Linked DNA regions of Mus musculus: all the other regions are linked to region 2. Evidence: chromatin loops called from intact Hi-C (ENCODE). Cell type or tissue: left cerebral cortex. All regions are shown on one strand.

What was found. Peaks named below come from ENCODE experiments on the same cell type or tissue, not always from the same donor. Only the 100,000 strongest peaks of a DNase experiment are listed, where the experiment ranks them.
Region 1: a loop joins it to region 2, with 3 times the contacts of the local background. A loop is called at or near these places in 5 of 42 quality-filtered maps.
Region 3: a loop joins it to region 2, with 2.1 times the contacts of the local background. A loop is called at or near these places in 9 of 42 quality-filtered maps.

Annotation. Positions count from the first base shown.
Region 1 is chr4:99,646,069-99,654,068 of GRCm38, forward strand. No RefSeq gene overlaps it. Among named protein-coding and RNA genes, the nearest start is that of Foxd3, 6.2 kb to the right of the region's middle. In left cerebral cortex, a CTCF peak has its summit at 4,744 (motif pointing right); a DNase peak (open chromatin) is centred at 5,540.
Region 2 is chr4:99,569,426-99,577,425 of GRCm38, forward strand. No RefSeq gene overlaps it. Among named protein-coding and RNA genes, the nearest start is that of Gm40211, 4.1 kb to the left of the region's middle. In left cerebral cortex, no CTCF peak of the experiment used is centred here; DNase peaks (open chromatin) are centred at 3,576 and 3,601; H3K4me3 peaks cover 607 bases.
Region 3 is chr4:99,657,651-99,665,650 of GRCm38, forward strand. Foxd3 (forkhead box D3) reads left to right here. Exons shown (of 1, transcript NM_010425.3): 1 at 1-1,021. The coding sequence ends at 384. Among named protein-coding and RNA genes, the nearest start is that of Foxd3, 5.4 kb to the left of the region's middle. In left cerebral cortex, a CTCF peak has its summit at 3,533 (motif pointing right); DNase peaks (open chromatin) are centred at 1,298, 2,484, 2,600, 2,774 and 1 more place.

The sequences.
Region 1 (8,000 bases), 77 kb after region 2:
TGGAGGCCAGCCTGGTCTACAGAGCCAGTTCCAAGACAGCCAGAGCTACACAGAGAAACCCCTCTCAAAAAGCCAAACCAAACCAAACAAACAACTGTAAAACCCTGACCCAAACATTTTGGTTGTCCATCATCAAAGGAAGGGAGGAAGGAGAGAGAGGAAGAGAGAGAGAGAGAGAGAGAGAGAGAGAGAGAGAGAGAGAGAGAACATGCTCTCAAAGTCACACATGGTAACAAGAGAAGGATGGGGGTCACAGAGTTTTGAGAGTGGACGATAGTCCCATGAGATTGAAGCACAGCGCGCAAGTGAAACTGAAAGATATATTGGAGACCCAGCCTGACAGGGTGAGCCTGTAATCCCAGCTGTTCTAGCCGATGAGGCTGAAGGGTCAAAGGTTTAAGACCTGCCTGGACTACTAAGCAAGTTCAACGATAGCCTGGTCAACTTGATGGGATCCTGTTCCAAAATGAAAAATAGCAAAAGGGCTGGTCATGTAGCTTATTTGGCTAGCATGCACAAGGCCCTGGGTTCAGTCTCCAGTAAGGGAGAAGGGGGAGGGGAGGAGATAGGAGAATGCTCAGTGGTTAAGAGCTTGCCAGTTATATACAAGGTGCTGAGTTGGATCCTTTGCAGAAAAGAGACAGGAAGAGGGGAAGGAGTACAGAGGGAGGGGGTAGGGGAGAGGGGGAGGGAGACAGAATGAATATCAAATATCAATTTAGTCTATGACCATACTACCCTGAATGTGTCTGCTCCTGTCTGGTCTCAGAAGCTAAGCAGAGTTAGGCCTGGTTGGTACTTGGATGGGAAGCTATCATATCGGTTAGACCAGTGATGCTCAACCTGTGAGTCACAACCCTCTTTGAGGTGGTCTCCTAAGACCAGTGGAAAATACAGATATTTGCATTACAATTCATAACAGTAGCAAAATTACAGTTATGAAGTAGCAACAAAAGATCTTTTTATGGCTGGGGGTCATGACATGAGAAACTGTATAAAAGGGGGACAGGGTCAGGAAGGTTGAGAACCACTGAGTGACAGGCACAGCCAGGTCACATCTTTAGAAAGAATTCAGAACTTCACTTTTCTCTCCTCTCATTCTATTCTTCCTTTCCTCTCCCTCTCTAGCGCTTCCTTCTTCCTGACTGCTCCTGTTCTTTGAGACAGGGTCTAACTCTGTAATCCAGGGTGGACTATGTACTACAACTCACTGTGTAGCCCAAGCTGCCCTGAACACCAAACCTTAGCAAGGCTGAGACTGCAGAGACATGCCACTACAGCCAGCAAGAGATAATCTTTATTTATTTATTTATTTATTTATTTATTTATTTATTTTGGTTTTTCGAGACAGGGTTTCTCTGTGTAGCCCTGGCTGTCCTGGAACTCACTCTGTAGACCAGGCTGGCCTCGAACTCAGAAATCCACTTGCCTCTGCCTCCCAAGTGCTGGGATTAAAGGCGTGTGCCACCACGCCCGGCTGAGATAATCTTTTTATCCTTCCATAAACAAAGAGGCAGTCTCAAACGGTTTTTAACTGAGGAGGTGACTAATATGCCACAACTGATTCAGGATTAGATAACCTGGCTCCCGGAAAAATGACTGAAGAACAAGAGATTGAAGATTCCCCCACTCTGAAGTTCAGGAGATTGAGCCGAAGGTCCTTCCCATGCTACCATGCTAGGCAACTGCTGTTCTTGCGGCCTGTGTCTCTGAGAGCATTCACCACTCTGTTCTCTCTCTCTCTCTCTCTCTCTCTCTCTCTCTCTCTCTCTCTCTCTCCCCCCCCCTCTCTCTTTCTCTCTCTCACCCAAATTTCATATTACTGTGGACCCTCTCCCTTGTAAAGCAGATACTGCACCAGGTATGATGATATATATACTCTTGTCATCTCAGCACTGAGGAGTCTGAGACAGGAGGATTGTCACAATGTCAAGCCTGGGTTACACAAGACACTGTCTCTACATAAAGACTTAAACAGTTTTATGAATTTTACCTTCTAAATCCTCTCCAACCCATGATTTCCTCAGCTTCAGCCCCCACACTTTAAACTTGCATCACCTCTCATCTCAGGACAGTGTGAGTAACCCCCCCTCTCTTTTCAATTGCTTCCTCTGACCCCCAAAGGGTCATTCAAAATGTTACTGTGTTTGTATATTTAAAACCTCTTTTTCATTTCTCGGCAACTTTGTACTTGATTTGTTTGTTTTGTTATTTAAAATCAAGTATTAACCAGTTTAGAAGCAGGTATGCACATGTGTGGCAGCATATGTGTGAAGGTCAGAGGGCAACTTACGGAAGTCAGCTCTCTTCTTCCACCATGCAGATTCTGATGAGTAAACTTGTCAGACCTGGCAGCCAGCTCCTTTACCCACTGAGCCATCCTGAACACACTGTTCATTTGTTCCTCTCTTCACCTGACCAACTGCTACTCACCATCAGAGACAGTTTAAGGCTGTTTCCTTTGGGAGATGTTCCTACATAGACCTCTGTTCCTTTCCAGTCAGACTACTACTATGCCTTCCCATAACATTCTATACTATTATCACACTGAGGTTTAACTGTGGAGTCCTTGAAGAAGTACTCCATCAGATCAGGTTGTGTCTTACAATCTGTTCTTCTGACCATTGTTTGAGCCCCACACTTTGGGTGCTGTGCAGGATGCCAGGGATATAGCTAGAGTTACAGTGGTTATGTGCTACCCCATGTCAATGCTGGGAACTGACTTCAGATCCTCTGCAAGAGCAGTACAGGTCACTTTTAACATCTCTGGCCCCGGGGTTCCATTTTTTTACACTCGCTGTTTCTGTACTTTCATTCTTCTTTGAAGTTCTGTTCATATTTCTACCATTCACTTTCCTACTAAATGCCCCTGGCATTGCAGAAGTCCGGTAGGCATTTCACAGAGTACCTTCCTTCCCATGGGAGTCACAGTTTCTACTTCCCTTCTTCCTAACTCACATCCCAAAAGTGGGCAGCCTTCCTTCTCACTGTGGTTTGACCTGCAGTTTTACTGGTTTTGTTATTTATTCTGAGCCAGGGTCTCCCTACCCACTCCATGTTGGCTTGAAATAGCATACCCATCTTCCTCCTGCCTCAGCCTTCAGAGTGCAAGCAATCCTGGGATTAAGGGTGTGTACCAAGGGGCTGGAGAGATGGCTCAGCAGTTAAGAGCACTGACTGCCCTCTTCCAGAGGTCCTGAGTTCAATTCCCAGCAACCACATGGTGGCTCACAACCATCTGCAATGGGTTCGCATGCCCTCCTCTGGTGTGTCTAAAGACAGCTACAGTGTACTCATGTACTCATATAAAATAAACAAATAATTCTTTTTTTTTTTAAGGGTGTTTGCCACCTCACCCACAAATGGAAGGCCTCATCCTTTGCCATTCTCCACTCTGTCAGGGAACTGATGAAACCATCTCTTTTCTCTGCCATAGCATCTGGTAGAGCTGGGAAGGGAGATTCTGTAGCAGGCTCTTTTTCAGTCCTTTAATTCTTTTCATTTCTAGCACTTTCCGGAGCCTACCACAGGCCAGTTAAGTATTACTGAATGCATTAGTCATAAATAAATACCCTGTCCTTCCAAATTAGGTTGTGGGTGTGGTTTCTAAGAGGTTTCTACATCACAGGAAAGCTACGAACGAGAGGGAGCCAGAAACATCCAATTTGGGTCTAGGGGCGAAAAAATGGGAAGGTACACTTTTAAAAAGTATGTGGAAAGTTAAAAGTGTGTTTCATGATCCTGGATCGTGTCACATGTGTATATGTACCTTAAGCACAAGGCTTCGGTTTTTGTAAACTCTGTTGGACCTCCTATCTGAACAAAGTATGCACTGCATTGGTGTTTCTGTGTGCTTTCCAAGTGAGCATTTTTTCCTAGGATATGTGTGAACCAGAGACGCGGTGTTTTCAAGGGAAAGATAGCCTGGGCCGGAACTGAGGAACCAAGGTACCATTTGAAATTAAGGTTCTCAAAGCGTATATTGCCGAGTAGAGAGAGAAGAGGGAATTCCTGCAAGAACACAAAACCATGGCGATTTTGAAGGACAGAGTTCTAATAGGTGTTCCAGGTCATTCAGGTACTTCGGGGCCATGCATAAGTAGGAAGTGGATTCCATGCTTCCCCTCAGAGAATCCTTGGGGCGGGGCGGGGGACTGGATACTCCCAGTCCTCCCCTCCCCCTCACAAGGCGGAATCCCCACGGGGCTTTGGCAAACCGGTGCAACGAAAGCTGCAGAATCGCCCTCTTTCCCGCTGGGTCCAGAGAGATGGCAAAGAGTCTTAGGCCGGGTTTTTTTTTTTGCAACCGCACCCCCTCCCCACCCCGCCCTCTATCGCTGTCCCTGGGGATCTGCCCCCAAGGCTAGGAGGGCAGGACAGAGTAGCGATGTGGAGAATTCGATGTCCGAGCGACCTCCTCGGAGGAGTGGATCGAGTTAAATATAACTGCGCGAATGGAATGGCGCTAAAAATAAGGTAGCAGCTGGCAGATCCTCTGCCCTGTCCCGGGAAAGGAGGGGGCAAGAATGGTTTCGCCCAGGGAGTAGCTAGGAGGTACGGCTTCCGCAACCTGGGTCGGGGGACCACTGAGGCTCCACTAGATTGTCCGGAAATGGAAAGGGGTAGCCGTCTGGGGGGCGAGTCTCAGGTCTGGCCTTGGGATGCTCTGGGCTTTCAAAGGGGTCAGAAGGCTTGAACATGCGCCTGGACGTAAGGGTCGAAGGGCGGGGCATCCAGATATCATACCCTGCCGCCAGGGGGAGCTGAGCACTAGGAAAGACGCGGAGCTTGGGAGGTTGATGGGTGGGCCCTCAGGATGAGGGTGCATCGTTGTCACCACGCACTCCCTCGAGGCCCACGGTGGTCGCGTCCTCTGAGCGCCCCGCCCTACCCGTCTCAGGGCCCCATCATCAGATCCACAATTGAAACGTTTCCAAAACGGGCTATTTATTTGTTCCCAATAAATCGATCGGTGGTGATTAAGAAATCGATATGGCCTGGGTGGGCGAGTCTCGCCGCCAGGGAAAGGCGCTTTTGCGCGCGCCCGCAGGACTACGGAGGGTAGGTGCGGGCCACAGAAAGGCGTGCCCGGACGACCACACCCGAAGACAGGGTACCTGGGCACTCTTGCTCAGGGCTGTCGAATCCCCTCGGGCTGCAAGCCGAGGGCACGGGTGAGACTCGCCACAGACCCTTCCTTTTTTTTTTTTTTTTTTTTCTCCCGCGCGCGGTAGAGCTGAGGCCGCCAGCGGCCGCCGCGCGGCCCCGAGGCTTTTGTTGCTCCTCGGCTGGCTGAATAGGGATTTTGTAAAGCGGGACAGATAAAAATGAGCAGCATCATATTGTTTGACAGAATGATCCCGCGTGATGAAGTGTCGGCTCCGAAGGGGGTGAAAATGGTGAATTCCTAAAAACCCAGCCCTCGGCTTCTCCAGCAGCTACCGTTAGCCTGGAGGGACCCAGCGGACGCCGGGCCCGCGGTGTCGCATCGAACTGCGTCGGCAAGACTCTAGCTTGCAATGCCAAGTCATTTTTAAGCCCTGATCCTGCCCAGAATCTTTCTCCTCGCGAATGAAAAGAACAATTTTCGAGAGAAAGGCTCGTTTTGATTAAATCTGACATGCTGCTGATAACTCCATGCTAATGTGAAATAATTAACATAATAGCCATAATTAAAAGCACGCTAACAATGCCATAAATTTATCACACAATTTTACTAGCTTTCTGCCCCTAACTGCTCTCTCATCGTTAATTAAACGTGTTGCCTTTTACAGAATGGATGTTTATACATTTCCAATATAAATAAATTCGAAACCATCCTCTCTCTCCTCTCTCTCTCTCTTCTTTCCTTTGGTCTCTCGCCATTCATAGGCACGCGGATTGTGTGTACCAGGTACTGAAAATAAATGAAGTCTCGAGATGTTAAATTTAAACAAGAACATTAAATTAGCCTCTACCCCCTCCAACCCTCCCCAAAAGAGTTCTGGAGAGTTATGGGGCCCAGTGTTTGTGGGTCATGGTGTGTTGAAAACACTACCCATTAGGCAGATGAAATAATCTGCATGGGTTAGGGTCCCAGATATCACCTCTGCCTTTCCCATCTCCCTTGGTGGCAAACATCCAGACAAAAAGGCTGATGATGGTCTATTAAGTCTACGAAAATTGTCCAGAAGGAGCGGACTTTGGCTTGGAGGCAGGTAATGGATCCCAGAAAGGAAAGCTGTCTTTCAATTTCAATTTTTCCACCATGGTTTGTTTTCTCTGCTAAAGGAGGTGGCTGCCTTGGGTAGAGAGACGCTATCCTAGCTTCTCCCAAGGTGATCTCATCTTCCCGGGTTGTTAGAAAAGTGCATTTGCCCACAGGAATAATGACTATATGCCTGCTTCAATGATTTGGTCAAGCGATACCATAGTCCCTGACTTGGAGGGAGAGAGAGCTCCTGGGGTCGCCTAGGCCTGACTGGACCATTCTGATTCCCGCACTCTCTGACCCTATCCTCCTCCCGTGTTGACCACCTAAGAATCCAAATTGAGTTGTAATTAATTTCCCCCTCTCCATCATAAATTGGCCCATCCACATCCTCTTCCAAGACGCACACACTAAATCTCTCCTCTGGAGACGTCTCAATTTTCCTTCCATCGATCCTGACCCTACTCTTCTTGCTTCCTTTTACTAGAACCTAGGTTCCCCCTCCACTCCTGGACCACTTTCAGTGGCTTCCCCAGCCCTTTACTGCCAACTCTGCCAGTCCCAGGAGAAACCGGTGTCTCTCCACTTCATTCTCATTAGGCGGAATCGGTTCCAACACTTGAGCAGGTGAGGCCGCTGGCTGCCACCTTACTTTTAAATATCTCCTGGGAAGTTTGCTGGCTGACCCAAGTTGTCATTCCCATTCTTAACTGTGTTACAGTGTGCGCCCCTTCTCCCTCAGCGACCCCAATAATCTTTGGCGACTGAATGTTTATCCTTGCTCACCATTTCGGTTCCCTGTGTCACGCCTCCCACCCCAAAGTATATCACTCTCCCCGATTCTTTATTTCGGTTGCAAAGTTTCGCGGTGTCTGAGGACATAGGTTTTTAGAGGCAAGCTACAATCTCACCGCTAACTATTTAGCGCGGAATCCAGCTGGCTTCAGGCAGATTCCCGCGGCGATGAGCCCTCCCCCCCGCCAACCTTTCTGCCTCTCACCTGTACTACACTACCGCTTAGCTGCTGCTTCCTCCAGCACAGAGGCTGTGCCGAAACTGATGTCCACCCGAAGAGAAGAAAACCACAGAGGGTCCCCAAACAGAGCGATCACGGGAATCTCTGCGGTCTCCTCTAGAAATCGATATTAAGCCGCTAGGCCCGCGCGGGCGACGGGTTTGGGGACAGCAGCCTGAGCGTCTCATCATTTAGCTAATCGAGTCGAAAAGTTTCTGTAGGGGCCGGACCCAGCATCAGATGGTAACACTGATTGAACAAGAGATTAGCACAATAGATCTCTAACCGAGGGGAAGCGTTGCTTTTCACGCTACGCACCGTAATTAATGGTATGAATCAATTAATTTGACTTTTATTGTGTCGAAGGAAAAAGGCGCAACAAATGGAACCGGCAGCTGGGAGTTGTTCACCACCCCTTTCCCCAGAGAGGTTCCAAGGAGATACACGGGAACGGACCGCCCAGATCCGGCCTTGGCGAAGGGGGAGAGGCAGCCGTCAACGAGGCGGACAAAGTCTCCTGAGCCAGCTCAGGCTAGCCGGGAAATCGAAATTAGGCTCATTTGGAGACTAAAAAGCGGCCTCGAGAGCAGCCTTGAAGCCAGGGTTCTCGCGCGCGTACAAGCCTTCGCCAGAGGCTCCGCCATCAAGATCGCGGTCCGGTCCACTCTGAGCCTTGCGCCCGCCAATACAACTGGCAATCCAAGTTGGGCAAAAGGTTTTCCTAAATTTGTAAATTTGGATCGTGTTTTCTTTTCCTCCCCACCTTCCTTTGAGTTGCTTGAGCAGTCGCCACTG
Region 2 (8,000 bases):
ATTAGCATGTACCCGCTCGGGAGGGGTTGGCGCCAGACTCGGGCTTACGCCTGCGCAGTGGTGTTGTTTATGACAATGGCACACCTGAAACCGGCGCCATCTTAGAGTTGGCTTCCTACAAAAACCTGCTCACTGGATACTTACTAAGATTACCATCTTTGGTTGTCTCAACCTTGTGAAGAGGGTGACATGTCAATCAACTCTGTTTCCCAGGTAAGACATCATAGGCAGATGGAAGCTGCCTCTGCTGCTGAGTGTCAGAGTTGGTTCAGAGCCAGCAGCCTGGCCACTGAGGCCACATGCTCAGCCATTAGGCAGGGGAATAACCCCAGGTTTTTCAAATGAGGTTGTTATAATTCTAGGAATTTATCTAGAGGGAAAACACGACTATAGCAATACAGTCTGAAGGCAGATCCAGGGCCTTGGAAGAGGCCTGAGAAAGACCTGGGTTTTATCCGCTTCATAGTAAACCTGCCTTTGGCCTCAAGGTAATCATGTATGTCACTATCCAGTACTGTAAACATGAGCTCTGCTGTTAAAACACAGACTGTCCCAAGACCTGTAAGGGGGTGGAGGGAAAGGAACAAGAAAATAACCACTCAACCACTCAATGTGAAACCGTAGGTGGATGTTCTGCTGTTCTGGGTCAAGTCGGTGTGTGACTGTAGGTTTTTCCTATGTGCCAAGCTCTATGTTAGCCTGTAGGTTGTGCAAAAGTGGTGTGTGTGTGTGTGTATACAAATGGGGGCAGGGGCATGTATGCACGCATGCACACATCTCAGAGATTAGGCATCCAGCACCATGTAAATGCAAAAAGATAAAAACAATAACACCTACCCATGAGAAATTAAAAAAAACAAAAACAAAAACAAAACAAGAAACAACCAGGGACCAGAGAGACAGCTCAGAGGGTAAGGCTAAGCCTGACAACATGCCTTTGATCCATGGGGTCCCAAATTGGGGAGGCGGGGAAGGGAAAGAAAGTAAACTCCCTCAAGTTGTCTCTGGCCTACACACACACACACACACACACACACACACTCACACACTACTTAGTGCTCCTGAAGTCCTTGTCCTAAGTAGGCAGGTGTCAATACTGGCATCTTCCCTACTTCACAGATAAGAAACAACAATAAATCATGGAGCTGAATTCTGATTTGTCATTTTTCCCAGTGCTGGTAAGTGACCCTCAAGCTTTGCATGTGTTAGGCAATGCTCTCCTGAGCTTCATTCTCTCTATCTTATTTTGACACAAGATCCTGCTCGGTTATTTATCTCAGCCTTGAGGTCACTTGGCAGCCTAGCCACGCCTTATATGTCTTATCCTGCCTCAGCTTCCCACAGGAACTATGAGCATGGGTCAGTGAATCTAGCTCAAATGTATTCCTTCTTGGCTGAGAGAGAACTCTCTGACCTTAAACACTGAGACCTGCCTGCCTCTGCGTTCACAGTGCTAGGATTCATAGTGTGTGCTGCCACGCCTGGCCTCCGACAAGCTCATTCATCAGCCCCACCCTTAACTGCTCTACTCCTCCACTGCTTTGGGAACACTGAAGTTGGAAATAAAAACTAACCAGAGAGCTGAAGCTTCAAAATGGCTCCACCCAGGTTCCTTCACACAAAGCTTTCCCAGGCCTTCCTTCTCACCCCCCTTGGTGTTGCTGGAATAAATCACTCATCTCTTTCCTTAGACCACGGATTTCTTGACAAGAACCAAAAAAATATTTGAGGAATCAATAGCAATAAGTAAATACACGTAGGATCTGGTCAAGTGGTCTGTTGACTCCATGACAAGCAATTCATGCACTGTGGGTTTGAGGTACAACTTAACCGTGCAAATGGGATTTGAAAAGTGGTGAGAGAGAGAGAGAGAGAGAGGAAGGAAGGAGGAGGAGAAGTCAAGTGAGGGCAATTGAGAAAAACGACACAGGTAGGAAAGATCCTGGCATAACTGTATCAGGTTCCCGTTGCCACATATGATTTAAGACAACGCAAATTTGTTCTCTCAAATCTATGATATCAAAAGTCTAAAATCAAGATGCCAGCAAGGCTATGCTCATCCCAAAGGATCCCAGACAGGATCCCTCTTTGTTCTTAGCATCTCAGGGTTTCTGCATCCTTTGGCTGTGTCTCCATCTGTACATTACCCACTGTCTGGCTTTCACTGTTATATCTCCTGACTCTAACACTCCAGCCTCTATTACTGCTGTTGTTACTGTTATTATTACCATCACCATCATCATTATCTCCGCCACTACCACCACCATCATCCTACTGAACCTACTCAAAGATTTTGAGATGGTTTTCCCACCTCAAAATCCCTAACATAATTATATCTGGAAAGTGTCTTTTTGATGTAAGAAATCCCATTCTTAGACTCCTCAGGTTCTGAGGGACACCACATCTTTGGAAGGCCACTCTCCCACCTACACCAAAGGGAAGCAGGAAAAAGACAGTGGAGACTCTGGAGAGTTTCTGGCCCATGAAGTTAAGCCAAGTGGATGGAGGGTCCAGCCTGGGCTCTTTCTAAGGCAAGGTGTTTGGGCTTGTATAGTAGATAAGAAAACAATTGTGGCGTGTGGAAAGGGGGAAAGGACGTAAGAAAAGCATGCTTTTGGTGACTGCTGTTTGATAGAGTGGACATTTGGTTGACAGCATCTTCTTCAAATGGACAATACTAGCTTGTCGGTGCGTAAGGCTTTGTTTTCATATACTGTCAGCGTCTCAGAGACCATCACCTGTGTCCCTGACTCCAGCAGAGGTAGTACAATGCAGTGCTTGCGCAACCATGAGAGCCCTTGGATAGTGAGTGAGCCCACAATTTAATTCTGGTCTTTACTATATGATAATGATGCCCTGCCCATTTCATTTCCCCTTTCTCTAAAATGAAGCTGGTAGCGTGTGGACCTCAGAAACTTTGGTGAGTAGTGAAAGAAAGTTCTTACCAGGCAATCAACAAAGAAGAGCTATTTTCCTTAGAAACAAACCCCTTATTGGTGAAAGGACAATGAACTTGAAGTCAGCTGAAGGAAGGACTGACATACTCTCTGAAACTAAAAGAAGCGATTAAAGATAGAGTCTATAATAAGGTCTAGTACGTGCACTTATCCTTGCCTCCCAACCAGGAAACATTAAAGGTCTGCTTTAAAACTGTGCTGGAAAATCCCAACTCTCTGTTGTCCTCCATGTAATTTCCAATCAACCCTCATTATCATCCAAAGTCTGACCTCGTTCTGATGTCTGCACGAAAAACCAAACACAATCAATGCGTCCTTGCACTCAGTCTACATGGACAGGTTGGTGAACTTCAGTGGCTAAGGAAGCCCTGGCCAAGAGGTCTGAATTAACCTTCACTTTGTGCCCATTTCCAGGAAGAATGAGCAAACAGCGGCGGCTCCCTGGCCTCAGAGCCACTGCCTGGTGTCTGGCACCCAGAGGCTTCCCGGGCCGACCTTGTGGAGAAAGGCCAACAGGGAGAAAGCCACAGCCAAAGGAACACACAGAACCTGTTCCACGCGCAGACGCCAGAGCGGCAGCCATTGGCGTTCGGTGCGAGCCTGTCCAGCCGCCCTGTGCTCCATCACGCACACTACAATGAAATTCAAGGAGAGGGCTGTGAAGCAATCCTTCCCGGTCCTGAAAATCACAGCGCGCTGCTGGAAGCGATGCTAAACCCTTTGCAGCACACCCGGGCACATTCATCAGAGAGGCAGCTGAGCCAATTGAGGTGACTGTGCTGTCCGTTTGCCTTCCCAGAGATGCTCAAAACCAAACCGAACTGGCAGCGAGCTGGCTTCGCGGGTCCACGCGGGACAGCAGCCAGGCCAGGCGTCCAGTGACAGAGCAGGTTGGCCGCCCAGCCTCCCAATTCACTGGCTCCTCTGGCGACGCAGAGCATAGTTCTGAGGGATAAAAGGAGATCTCAAGCAGAAAAGGAGATTACAAATCAGAATGATTCAACAACAATAACCGAAAAAATAAACCCTGGCAGGCACGGCACTGGGGCCTGGTGAATGCCAGGTTGGCCCCCTTGGCTCGTGCTCCCACCAGTAGCAAAGCGAATTACCACCGAGTTTCCTAAATCCTAAGGGCTCTGACCGCAGGATAGCAAACTGCATTTCAATGTGAAAAGCTGTTGCTGACTGAGCCAGGCTGGCAGGCCTGAAAACACCTTTTACTTACAAAAAAACATGTTTGGAAAATGCAGCTGTTTGCCTGCTAAGTTATACTACTTTGTAACAGACAGGAAGGAAAACAACAACCTCATACCAATAAATTCCATCCATCTTTCCCACTCAACACGATAGCTGGTCTCTTCATAATCTTTCAGCTCTTCTTTTAAAAATCAGAGAGATTAAAGGGAAAAGATTTTTATCTGTTACTGTTTGGTTACCCTTAAAGGTAGCTTTAAAAACAACACTAAAAATATATTTTTTAAAAAGGTCAAAATCAGGATGGGCTTGGATAGTTATGTCCAGTAATGTGAGTTATTTCCCTTCTCTACCCAGTTACCTTTTCCCCCCATTTAGCCTGTTTTTTACAGTTCAATAAATATTTTTCCAAGCCCCACTTGCCAAACAAAAGAGTTTAGCTTCAGTATTATCCTCTGACAAATATCCTTATGGTCTCAGCACATGTGAAAGCCATTGATAAACAAATTAAAATTCTGTCCCAGCACAGAGCTCAGCTGGCCCATTTTATCTTGCAGTATGGGTTTGTAAAGGTCTGGGTGTCTGTCATCCTCCCCTAACCTTGTCTTTGTCAAAGGGGTACAAAAGCCTGCCCGCTCGGGGCCCTTACGATACTGATTAGCGTGAGTGACAAAGTGGGACTGCAAGTCCACTCAGCCTTTCATAATAAATCTATCAAAGAGTAATAGAATTCCATCAATCGTGCCTCATCCCCGAGGGTCGCCGGGCTGGGATGGAGAGTGTGTTCCGTTGGGATTGTACAACTGTTATTATTCAATTACGCTCTTTTCTTCCTAGTTAAAGACCATGATATCATTATCACTTAATGAATACATATAATTGGATCTGGACTCTGTGTTTGGCTGATGAATACCGCTCACTATTCATTCAGTCTCAGCTCATCTTCTGACCATTTATTATAGACTTTTGGCTGAAAACCATGATGACAAAGGGAATTTGAAATTAGCTGCGATTTTATTCAATGCTCAGTTAGGCACAAAGACAAAATAAAATTTTGATGCTTAAATGAGTTGCGAATGGATTAAGAAGTTTTGCCTAACTCAGCAGTATCTGATTTACACATACTGAATACACACACACACACACACACACACACACACACTACACACACAGTTAGTACAAAACTATCTTAAACAATCAAACAACTCCTAAAAAGTAAGTTTTTTTTTAAACAACCCTCTAACACTTTTCAGGGAAGATTTACTATTTTAATGTCATTAAAAAAACAGATTAGCTGTGAAGTTGCCCCCATGCCCCCCCCCCCCACACACATACACTCACACATTAAAACCTTTGCTTTCAAACCTACCTAACAAACACAATTTTATGATTAAATAACATTTAAATTTGACCAAGCTAAAGCGCTTGCACCATAGTCTATTTATTATACCCAATATCAAGTCCATCATTAAGTTTCATCATACAATGTGCCCCCAAAGGAAACTAGCCCTCCTATTCATATTGTTGGGAGTAAATGTAGCATACCTCCTTTGGATCACTGGTGAACAGGCTACCTCATTAATCCTAGTTAGTACATGCTGCCGGGCATGTGGAGCCGCCAAATCCAGATGCTCCCCACAGAGGCTCTCCAGGCAGTTAGGGAACCACGGAGCACCACCTCAAGCCTTCCATACATCACTTCAAATTAAATTTACATTAAGTGCTACTCCATCAGAGCTGAGAGAAGCTGACATCTTTGGAAAATGCAGATGATAATCCATTAAATCCTATTATATACATGTCTTCTAATTTTACTTAAGTCCATGCATACCGAAGTATGAGTTTGTGTTAAAAATTAAAGACCCTTTTACTAGAACAAAAGACTTTATGAACTGTTGACTTTCGGAGGTTTCATTACAGGGGCAGGCTAGTCTATCAAGGCAAGTAGGCTTTTTTCTGTACAAATTCTAGTTAAATATTTCTTGTGAGGACTTGTATTGGGGTTTGTTTTTAAGTCTTCTCTCCCCTCCTGCCCCTCAGGCCCTCTCAATAGCATGATCTTTTTCATCCTCTATTCATGGTCTTGGTAATGTCTGCATTAAACATTATGAATGAGCCGGTGGAACGTGCATTGTCTCTTTTTGCTATTAAGAAAATATTTGCTGGCAGCTTCCAAACTGGCAGCCAGGAGAAGTGGCTGTAAAATCACCACAGTGAAAAGGTAAGGTTTAATTAGTCCATTATCACGTATGTTAATCCCTTTATATTTTCATAGTCCTTAGTCACAGCTACTTTTACTTTGATGAGTCTCTGCTAATTTCCTAGCAGTGATCTTCCTGGGGTTGATCCTAAGCACTGCAGTGTTTGTGTGTGGTGGCAGCATCCCGTGCTGACGTTTCTGTGGGATTTGTTTTTGTGCTGCTTAAAGCTGGAAACAATTGGAAATTGGGACATATTCAGAAGAATGAGGAAATAGGTGATGGTTTCTGATGAAAGAGCTATCACAAAGCCAGAAGACATCTACCAAGAAATAACACATAGCACACACATATACACATGCACACCATACCACATACAAACTGTACACAAACACACACACTCCACATTTTAAAAAAAGCACACAACATGTGAACACACATAATTTTAACGCGATTTATCAGACCCTTTATATTTTAATCAAAGTTAGGTTTTTCTACGCTGGATTTTTACACATTAAAGCAGTTTTCAGGCTGTGCCATTGTCTGTGTCTGTATTTCAATAAGCGTTCTTCCTGGGTGAGAATAAGACCCTGTCACTCCACCCAACCAGAATCTCCTTTTCCATCTGTCACCTCACTCAGGTAATATTCATTTCTCTGTTGGCTTCTACTAGCAACATTAAATTATTTTACAGGTACCAGGCACCAGCTTCATCAAAATTTACTTGTTGCACAATTCTTCAACGTACGTACACACACACACACACACACACACACACACACACACACATATGATTTGACTACTTACTTTATCATAACAAACTGAGTCCCCATGGAATGGAATAAGAAGTGACCACATCAAAAGCTGTGTACACACAAGGCCCTCTGTAAGTGGTCATGTTTTTGTGTTACAAAGAGACCTTTCCTAAAAGAGGTCAGGTTAATTTAGTGCAACTCTTACTTTAACATCTTTAGACATTTGCTTTTTTTGTTAACTATCATGACCTTTACCCTTTGAGCTTAGGGTACCAGCTAACCACACATGTGTTTAGGCACAAAAGAACGATCGTTAGGCTGACACCCTAGATCCAAACCCATATAAAAACCTAAAGTGGCAGCATTCTTATTATCATTCAGTGATCAGTAAACTATGTTATAGTACAAAGGCCATATGAAAGCCAGTATGGGGATTTCATATAGAGTCTTATAGAGTATACCAACCTCACCATAATCCACTCTCCTTGCTGTAGACATTTCTTTCAATGGTTTCCAAATCCCTGTCACAAGGGGTGAATGGCAGATCACTGGCAAGATTCACACAGCTGCACTCAGAGGATAGTTTTCAGGGATCAGTTCTTTCCCTCTGCCACATGGGTCCTGGGAATTGAACCTCAGGCTTGGTCAGGCTCAGCTGAAAGCACCTTAATCCACAGAGCCATTTCCCCAGCCGCCTTGATTTTCCTTCTTGTCCCATAAGATTCCAGACACATAAATACATCTCTTTCTTTTCTCCTTCCTTCCTTCCTTCCTTCCTTCCTTCCTTCCTTCCTTCCTTCCTTCCTTTCTCTCTTTCTCTCTTTCTCTCTTTCTCTTTCTCTTTCTCTCTTTCTTTCTCTCTGTTTGTTTTGGGTTTTTTGGTTTGGTTTGGTTTG
Region 3 (8,000 bases), 88 kb after region 2:
GCCGCGGGCACGGCGGGCGCGGCGGGCACCACGTCGCTCATCAAGTCCGAGCCCAGTGCGCGGCCGTCGTTCAGCATCGAGAACATCATAGGCGCGGGATCCGCGGCGCCCGGGGGCTCGGCTGGGGGTGGTGGGAGCGGCGGCGGAGCCGGGGGTGGCGGGGGCAGTGGGGGCGGCGGCGGCGCGCAGTCCTTCCTGCGGCCGCCCGGGACTGTGCAGTCGGCTGCGCTCATGGCCACGCACCAGCCCCTGTCGCTGAGCCGGACGACTGCCACCATCGCGCCCATTCTGAGCGTGCCGCTGTCTGGACAGTTCCTGCAGCCCGCAGCCTCAGCCGCAGCGGCTGCGGCCGCCGCCGTGCAAGCCAAGTGGCCCGCTCAATAGTGATGAGCTAGTGGCCGGGCCGGACGGCGGCCTCTGGCAGCAGCCTGCTCTTCCAGGCGGTACGCCCTCTCTGATCCTGGTCCATCTGTCCTGGTCCTGGTCCTGGTCCCTCTACCCAATCCTGGACTCTGCTACCCGCCCCCGACTCCCCAACACTGACCAACAGCGGCCTCCATCCCCTCACTCACCTAAGCTGGCGGAGCAAACTCAACCCGCGTCCGCTGGGAATAACTTTCCGTACAGGTAAAACTGATAACCGAATTTCCAAAAATGCACCCCGACGGCGCCTGTGTTCTCAGTACTGTGGGGGTGGGAGGGACATTCTTTGTACATATTTGTATAAAAATCATTGACTTTCCTTTTGGGGTTTTTATTTTTTTAAGAAAATAAAAAGCAATTCAGTAGATTTAGAGCTTTGAACTTTCATATTTTTTTGAAGGTTCACTCTGCGCAGTTTTATCTGAGAAAAAGAATGTATAAAGACGTTGGGAGATTTTAAATCCAAAAAAAATTTTTCAAAAAGGCGAAGTGTCATTGTATTATAAAAGTCTGTTTATATATGAATGAATATATATGGTATTCTAAATGTTATTCCATCGTGTTGTACACAATTTTGTAAATAAATTTTTAAAATGCTCAGCCTAGTGTTTTAATTAGGTGTCTAGCAAATGGCAAGATTTTACAATGGAATTTGCATTGTCTTCCCCAGAAAATCTAGCAGTCTTAAGTAATGACCTTTTCAAACGTTGCAAATTCACAATTTGGGTGTAGAAACATTTGAATTTGAAAATGGAAAGAGCGTACTTAATTTAAATTATATTAATATGTGACTTTTCACATAACCAGGATAAGGATGACAATCCCATTCATATCAAGCCACTGTGAATGACTCGCAGCTCCTGCAAAGTGTGCTGTCATTAAAAATCTAGGCAAAAGCAGCCTTGTTCATTTTAAAGAACATTGGTCGAATATAACCCCCTAGGCAAACTTACAAGGAGTCTTTGGTCATTTGAATTGTCCTTTCAAGAACAAAATTCCAAACATCTCGTATTTTAGCATTTAAACCTCGGGTTTTTGGAATTCCTTTTCATCCCTTCATTGGAAATGCTAAATCTCATTGATTTTTAAACTCACATGGTACCATTTTGGCCTTTGTATTGAAATAGTATCTTGCATTACGATGATAGGCAATAGATCGTAGGGTTTTGTTTTTTGTTTTTCCCAGAAAAATATCAAGTAAAATCCCTCTTTTTCCATTGCAATTATCAACTCACATAACTAGATATCTAGAGGATTCCCGAACCGGTAACCCCTCCTCTCGAGCCTTTCAGAAGGCCAAGGAATCATAATACTCTTCTAAAGCCAGGTGCATGTTACCTCCGCCCTTTTTTTCTACCTTAGCCAGATTCATGCTTTTTTTTTGAGAGAGAGAGAGAGAGAGAGAGATCTAAGGTAGGAGTAGGAAATATCCTTGTAGATTATTTTAGGTATGCATTTCAGCTGTTTCAATGTTTTAGGTTAAGTAGAAATGAAAGGTCTAGACATGGGAGGTCTGTTGGGCCACCACCAGCATACCCTCAAACGGCATCAATTCTAATTATTTTGTAATTAATTAGCTGTTACAATTACTTATGCGAAATCAGTTTTTAACTCCGAAATCATAGGTAGCAGCGATGTCAATTCCACCCTGCGAGCGTCTTGTCGGTAAAACCCAGCAATGTCAGCAGTCGTGTCCACTCCTCGCTTCCCACTCGGAAGCCGAGCCTTTTTCTCGGCGGCCGGCGTGGGCTTGGGGGTCGCTCTGAAAGACACTTCCTCGCATATACCGACTCTGTTTTCCTGGTAAATGATAAATGCTGTGTCCTGAGTAAACATTCCGCCGAAAGCGGAGTCTTAAAATAAAACAGGCTGCTGGGGTGAGAGTTTTTAACTTGATAAACAACCCGATAATGAGCCCTGCTGAAGAAGCTACTGTAACGTTCGGCGAGGAGAGCTTTACTTCGGGCGGGTCCCTTCTAATCTCCTTTTACAAGGAAAACTAAACGGATCTAAATTGGTTTGTGCGTTGCAGCTATAAAAGTCACAAGTTGTTTCACAGTTGTGTCTGGCTAATCGGTTTTTACACAAACAGCAAATGGTACACGATTTGTGCAAACACACAGAGGTTACTTCTAAATTTAGCTGGCACCCCTGGGAAAAGAGAAAGGCAGGGCTTCTTGAATTCACTTTTAGCCTCAAGAAGCTGCTGATCCAAGGCTTCTAAATGACATTGGATAACAGGGGCCTCATTCCATCCCTGATCCTTTGTTACTTATAAAATTACTCGCTCATATTTCCGCGCATAGCAGCAATACCGGCCGAGCCTGAGCACGCAGCCTGACACTCGGACACAAGCTGCCGCTTGAGATCTGCAGTGCCTTTTCCAGCGACGCATTAGGCAGCGCGGTGTAGAAACCACGGCAACTTTCCTTCCAGCCACTTTCGCTCTATCAACAACAGCCTCTTCCCCGTGTAGTTAGAGGATGGGACATCTCATGCCCAAACACCAGCGGCCAGTGTTTATTGAAAGTCCTGATGTAATACCGGGAAAGTAGAGCCCAGCCATACCCTTGGAAAAGAATTGAGCTTACGCTGTTTAAATGGTGAAGATTTAGAGAAGACGATGAAATTTTTTTTTTAAATGTAGATAAATGTACTCAAGCACTTAGTAGGTTGGAGCAAGCTTTAAACACAGGTTTGATGTTTTTAGACACGCGATAAAAGGTGATGAAATCCCTCTAAAACTGGGATTTTAAAACAGTGCGATTGCCACCTGCTTTTTATTACAGCTTTAAAAAAAGAGAAATTAAAAGAAAAAAAGGGAATAAATAAAGGACACAGGTTGGGTATAAAGGAAAGATGCTAGCCTTTTAGTTACACTCCGATTTAAGCATTCATTCTTCGCTTCCTCAGGCAAGGATTTCCAGACATTCAATTCACTCTCGAAGCCTGGGACTCCTAGTGTGACCTCGGGGTGGAGTTCCCAAGTAGGCCTCTCACCCAGTCCCTTGCGGGAATGTAGGGAGGATTCTGAAGGTTCAGGGGAAAAAAAAAAAAAAAAAAAAAGTGAAATGCTCATACTAGCTGAGCGGAATGTAGCTGCGATGGCGGATGTGGCCTGTAGGGGGCGACGAACAGATGGAAAACTCCCGAGCTGTTTTTGAAGCTCCAATGCCAGACCTAAACCCCTCGCCCCCAACCCCTCCCCAGACCTTTTCCTAGCCAGGCTCTGAACCAACCCCCCCTGACACCATCCTTCATTCTCAGGTCCTGGAACTACTAGGTCGAATCTCTGAGAAGCTGCTATCCTTGGCCGGTGTCCTGAAAGGGATAGGGTCTGGAGGCGAATTTGTCCTAGAAATTATGAAACAGTGAAATTTAGTGATGAGAAAACACTGTCTCGGAAGCAACTAAGAATTATATTTGAAGTTATTTATTTTACACGACTTTATGGGAAGAACCTTAGTAGCGAAGAGAGCACGGAAAGCGGGGGGGGGGGGGGGGGGAGGGGGGAGGCGGAGGGGGTGCGTTTTAAAGCAAGTGCCGTGAGAACTGACCCGAAGAGAATGAACTGAAAGAAAGCCAGCTACAGAGACATGAGTCTATGCAACTCCACCTGTGTCCCGGGAGGTGCAGGCTACAGCAGGATCCAAATAGTTGGGGTGGGATGGGGGTGGGGGAGGCAGCAAGGTGAGAGAGGCCTCTCAGAAGGCATTCCAACCAGGTATATCCTTTAACTTTGGCCAAGCAGCCTGTGTTTTGATTTTGGTTTTTTTAAATCTCCCAAATTGTTTGATTCTACCTGCAGAATTAGGTTTGTGTTAGTTGAGGGCGGGGGGGGGGGTGTATAAACTGTGAAGTGCCCCACGGTCACACCGATCTCTCTCCTTTTCCCGCCCCCATGGTCTCTAGACAGAGGAACAACGCTGCTCTAAACACCCAGGTGTTCGCCTTGGTTTTGAGCGTCTTGATTTCATATGTGCAAGAGTTTTCCAGGATGGGTCACAGAACCAGTCCCAGCACCCTGTGGCAGCTCAGAGTGGCTTGTCCAAGATTCCAGTCTCAAATCGTCCTGGACGCCTGTGCTCTGGGAGGAGAGTACCCACCCTCAGATCCACACCGCTGAGGGGCTATAGTCTCCTTTCCTACTAAAGAGGTTGCTTCCATTAACTAACCTGGGCAAGTTGGGAAATGGAAGACCTGCGCTGACAGAAACCCATTAGCTCCAGGCCTAGCTTCGGAGGCGAGTTGAAGATAATCACATCGCAAAAACGCCTAAAAAGACCACCCTCCTTCGTCGCCCTCTAACTGTTGGCTGGGTGGCACCTACAGCCACTTATTCTCCACCGCCGCCCCCTTCTCATGTCCTTTTATGAATGGACGAGCCATTCTTTGCTCTCTGGGGTAAAACTAACCAAAAAGGACTCTGTACCAAATAGTATTTGAAAAGAAACATAGGACAGACGATCACAACCATCCCGGTTTTATTTATTCACATGATGTTTTACATCGGAATTTCCCTAAATTACTCTAAGGATTACATTTTCCCTACATTTTGTGGAGAATTAAATTAGTCCACTTCCCTGATTTCATCATAAAACCAAAAGCTGCTTTCCTCAGAGGACTTTGTGTTTTTGCACACAGGTCCATCCCGCCAGGGGTGGGAACCAAGGCGATATCATTTCCTTTCAAAGCTCACACCTAGAATACGGCTTTACAGCGAGTGTCAAGGAGACTCGTCCCCTTCACACATACATAGCTACAGAAGACTCCTTGACTTGCCCAAAGTCAACCACCAGGCCAAGCTGGTCGAAGTCTCGAACACGAAGGAACGTGTTCCTTGCCCGAGGACTGCGCCATCTGGGGAAAAGAAAACAGCCGGCCCTGGGGCAAACGAAGGTGGGAGCTGGAGAAAAAAAGCTAAGAGAAGCGCCAGGCATGGGCAGCTGTGGAAAGGGAGCAGCAGACTTGGGCCTTGGGACCTTCCTTCCACCCCGGGTGCCTTCCCTTAGCATCCCGGGGACCGGTGCCTCGGGTACCGCACTGAACAGCTCTGTCCGGACCGACGGCGGCTTGACCTTTCCGTGAGAATTTAGAGGGGAGAACGCGGAGACTTAGGCCAGAAGCTCTCTTGGCCAGCTGGGCAAGCAGCCCAGCCACATCGCTGCAGGGTCAGGAGTGGATGTCATCGGTGCCCGCCACCTGCTCTCTGCGCATCACTCCCCCTACATCAGCCTCCAGGGTTCCAGCTCCCCCAGCCTAGAAGTGTAAATGGGAGAAAGACCTGGAACGCATTAGGAAGGCTACCCAGCGCGGAAAGGCACCCACTGTGAAGGTGGTGTGGAGAGGGATACGCAATTGGCACAAGCCCTCTGGCTGAGTCCTGCGTTGTCCAGCTGCGTGCGCTCAGGAGGCAACCGATGGGAGGCAATTTCCCCCAGAGTCAACCTTGCAGCAGAAGCCGCAGCTGGGATCTCAGGTAAGTTACCATGCTCGGCTATGGCTGAGGGTCTCAGAAAGAAGCACCCTCACTCCACCATGGCCCGCGCCTGTGGGGCCTAAAGGGACCCCGCATTAGAAGAGTCTCGAGAAGCAACTTTTGGTTCCTTTTCTCTCAAGACACCTCCCACTCCTCTCAACAAACGGTAGACAAGACTCAGTCTTCATCTAAAACACACCCTTTGTCCTTGTTACATCCTTTTCTGCAAAGGGCGTATGTCCGATTCATGGGGAATTTTTCACTAATACAACCTCAGGCACTAAGTTTTCTCATTGCTCTCAGACTTCACCCCGGAACGCAGCGCCCCCTCCAGGAAGCCTTCCTCAACCTTCCAATTTAGGTTAGTCGCTCCTTCTCTGAGGTCACCCATGCGCAGTAATGACTCAGCTATTCATTCTCTGGTTCTCTGATGAACCCCTTACTACCTAACACTGCTGGACACAAGGGGAGCATTCAGATTAGAAGCATCTGACCTCAAACATGGGCTTGGAGACTCTGAGCTGATCAAACCAGGTCTTAAGAGTTGGAAGGAGGGGCTGGGGAGATGGCTCAGCGGGTAAGAGTGCCCACTGCTCTTCCAAAGGTCCTGAGTTCAAATCCCAGCAACCACATGGTGGCTCACAACCATCTGTAATGAGATCCGATGCCTTCTTTTGAAGACAGCAACAGTGTACTTAGATATAATAATAAATAAAATATTTTTAAAAAAGAGTTGGAAGGACTGTTTTCTTTCCATCCTTTTCTCCGGGCCTTTTCTTTATAATAAATAAATGCTTTTATAAACACCCTGTTAATTTTTTTTGACGAAGAATTTTAAAAAGCATTTATTAGAGATCTAAAACGTGTAAGACACATGAGCTGTTCATTGGATTTTCTGAGTATGTTTTCTTTGCCACCATAAAATCGGCCAAAGATTTCTTGCCTGAAATAGCAGCAGACGCACCCATGTAATGGGAGATCCCTCAACTGCCTGTTTCATTCACTGGGTGCTTCAGCTTTCAAACTGAAGAGAAAACCACCACCTCACACTTAGGGCATCCTAACTTTTTTTTTTAATTCTTTTTTTTTAAGATTTATTTATTACTATATCTAAGTACACTGCAGCTGTCTTCAGATGCACCAGAAAAGGACGTCAGATCTCATTACGGATGGATGTGAGCCACCATGTGGGATTTGAACTCAGGGCCTTCTGGAAGAACAGTTGGTGCTCTTAACCACTGAGCCATCTCTACAGTCTGGGCATCCTAACTTCAAAGTCTTTATTTTCCTGGGAAAGGGTAATCGCTTTAAAAGAGCTCTTTGCTTGAGTTTTTATAGGAAAGATGGTGCCAGTCTATGTTGGGATTCTTTATCTAGAAACACAAAGAATCCATTGTGGTTTAGCAGCTACAGTAAAACTGGGTAGGTGTGGGGAGGGGGTGTCCCAGTATGGTCTGGGGACTTTTCTCCAGGATCTGTGTGGAGACCACCTTACCTGGGACTGGATGCAGATCACAAAGGCGACAAGTCTCACAGAATGGTTGCTAGCATTTTGTGTCTCACTACCTTCAGATAAAACTATTTTTAGAGAGTTCAATAGGGCTGGAAAGATGGTTCAGCAGTTAAGAGCACCAGCTGCTCTTCCAGGGGACCAAGTTCTCCATTCCCAGCACACATATGGTAGCTCACTACCATCTGTACCTCCAGTTCCAGGGCATCCAATGCATTCTTCTGGTTTCTGCTGGCACCAGGCACACACATAGTAAACATGCATGCAAACATACATACGAACAGACAGACAAAACATGCATACACATAAATTAAAAATTTTAAAAGAAGGTTAAATAAATTGCTCTTTCATTGTGTGTTCCTGGCATAAAAGTTGTCTTTCAAAGCCAGGTGTGGTGGTACATGCCTATAATCCCAGCACCCAAGAAGGACAATGAGATCAAGAGTTCAAGACCAGCCTTATACCTAGTATGTTCTTATTTATTTGAGACCCTGTGTTGCATCACTCCCTAAAGTCATCTCTTACTTGCAACTCATTAAAGCCATTTGACTTATGGAAGTAGGGACTCGGATGTCTTTAGAAGATATT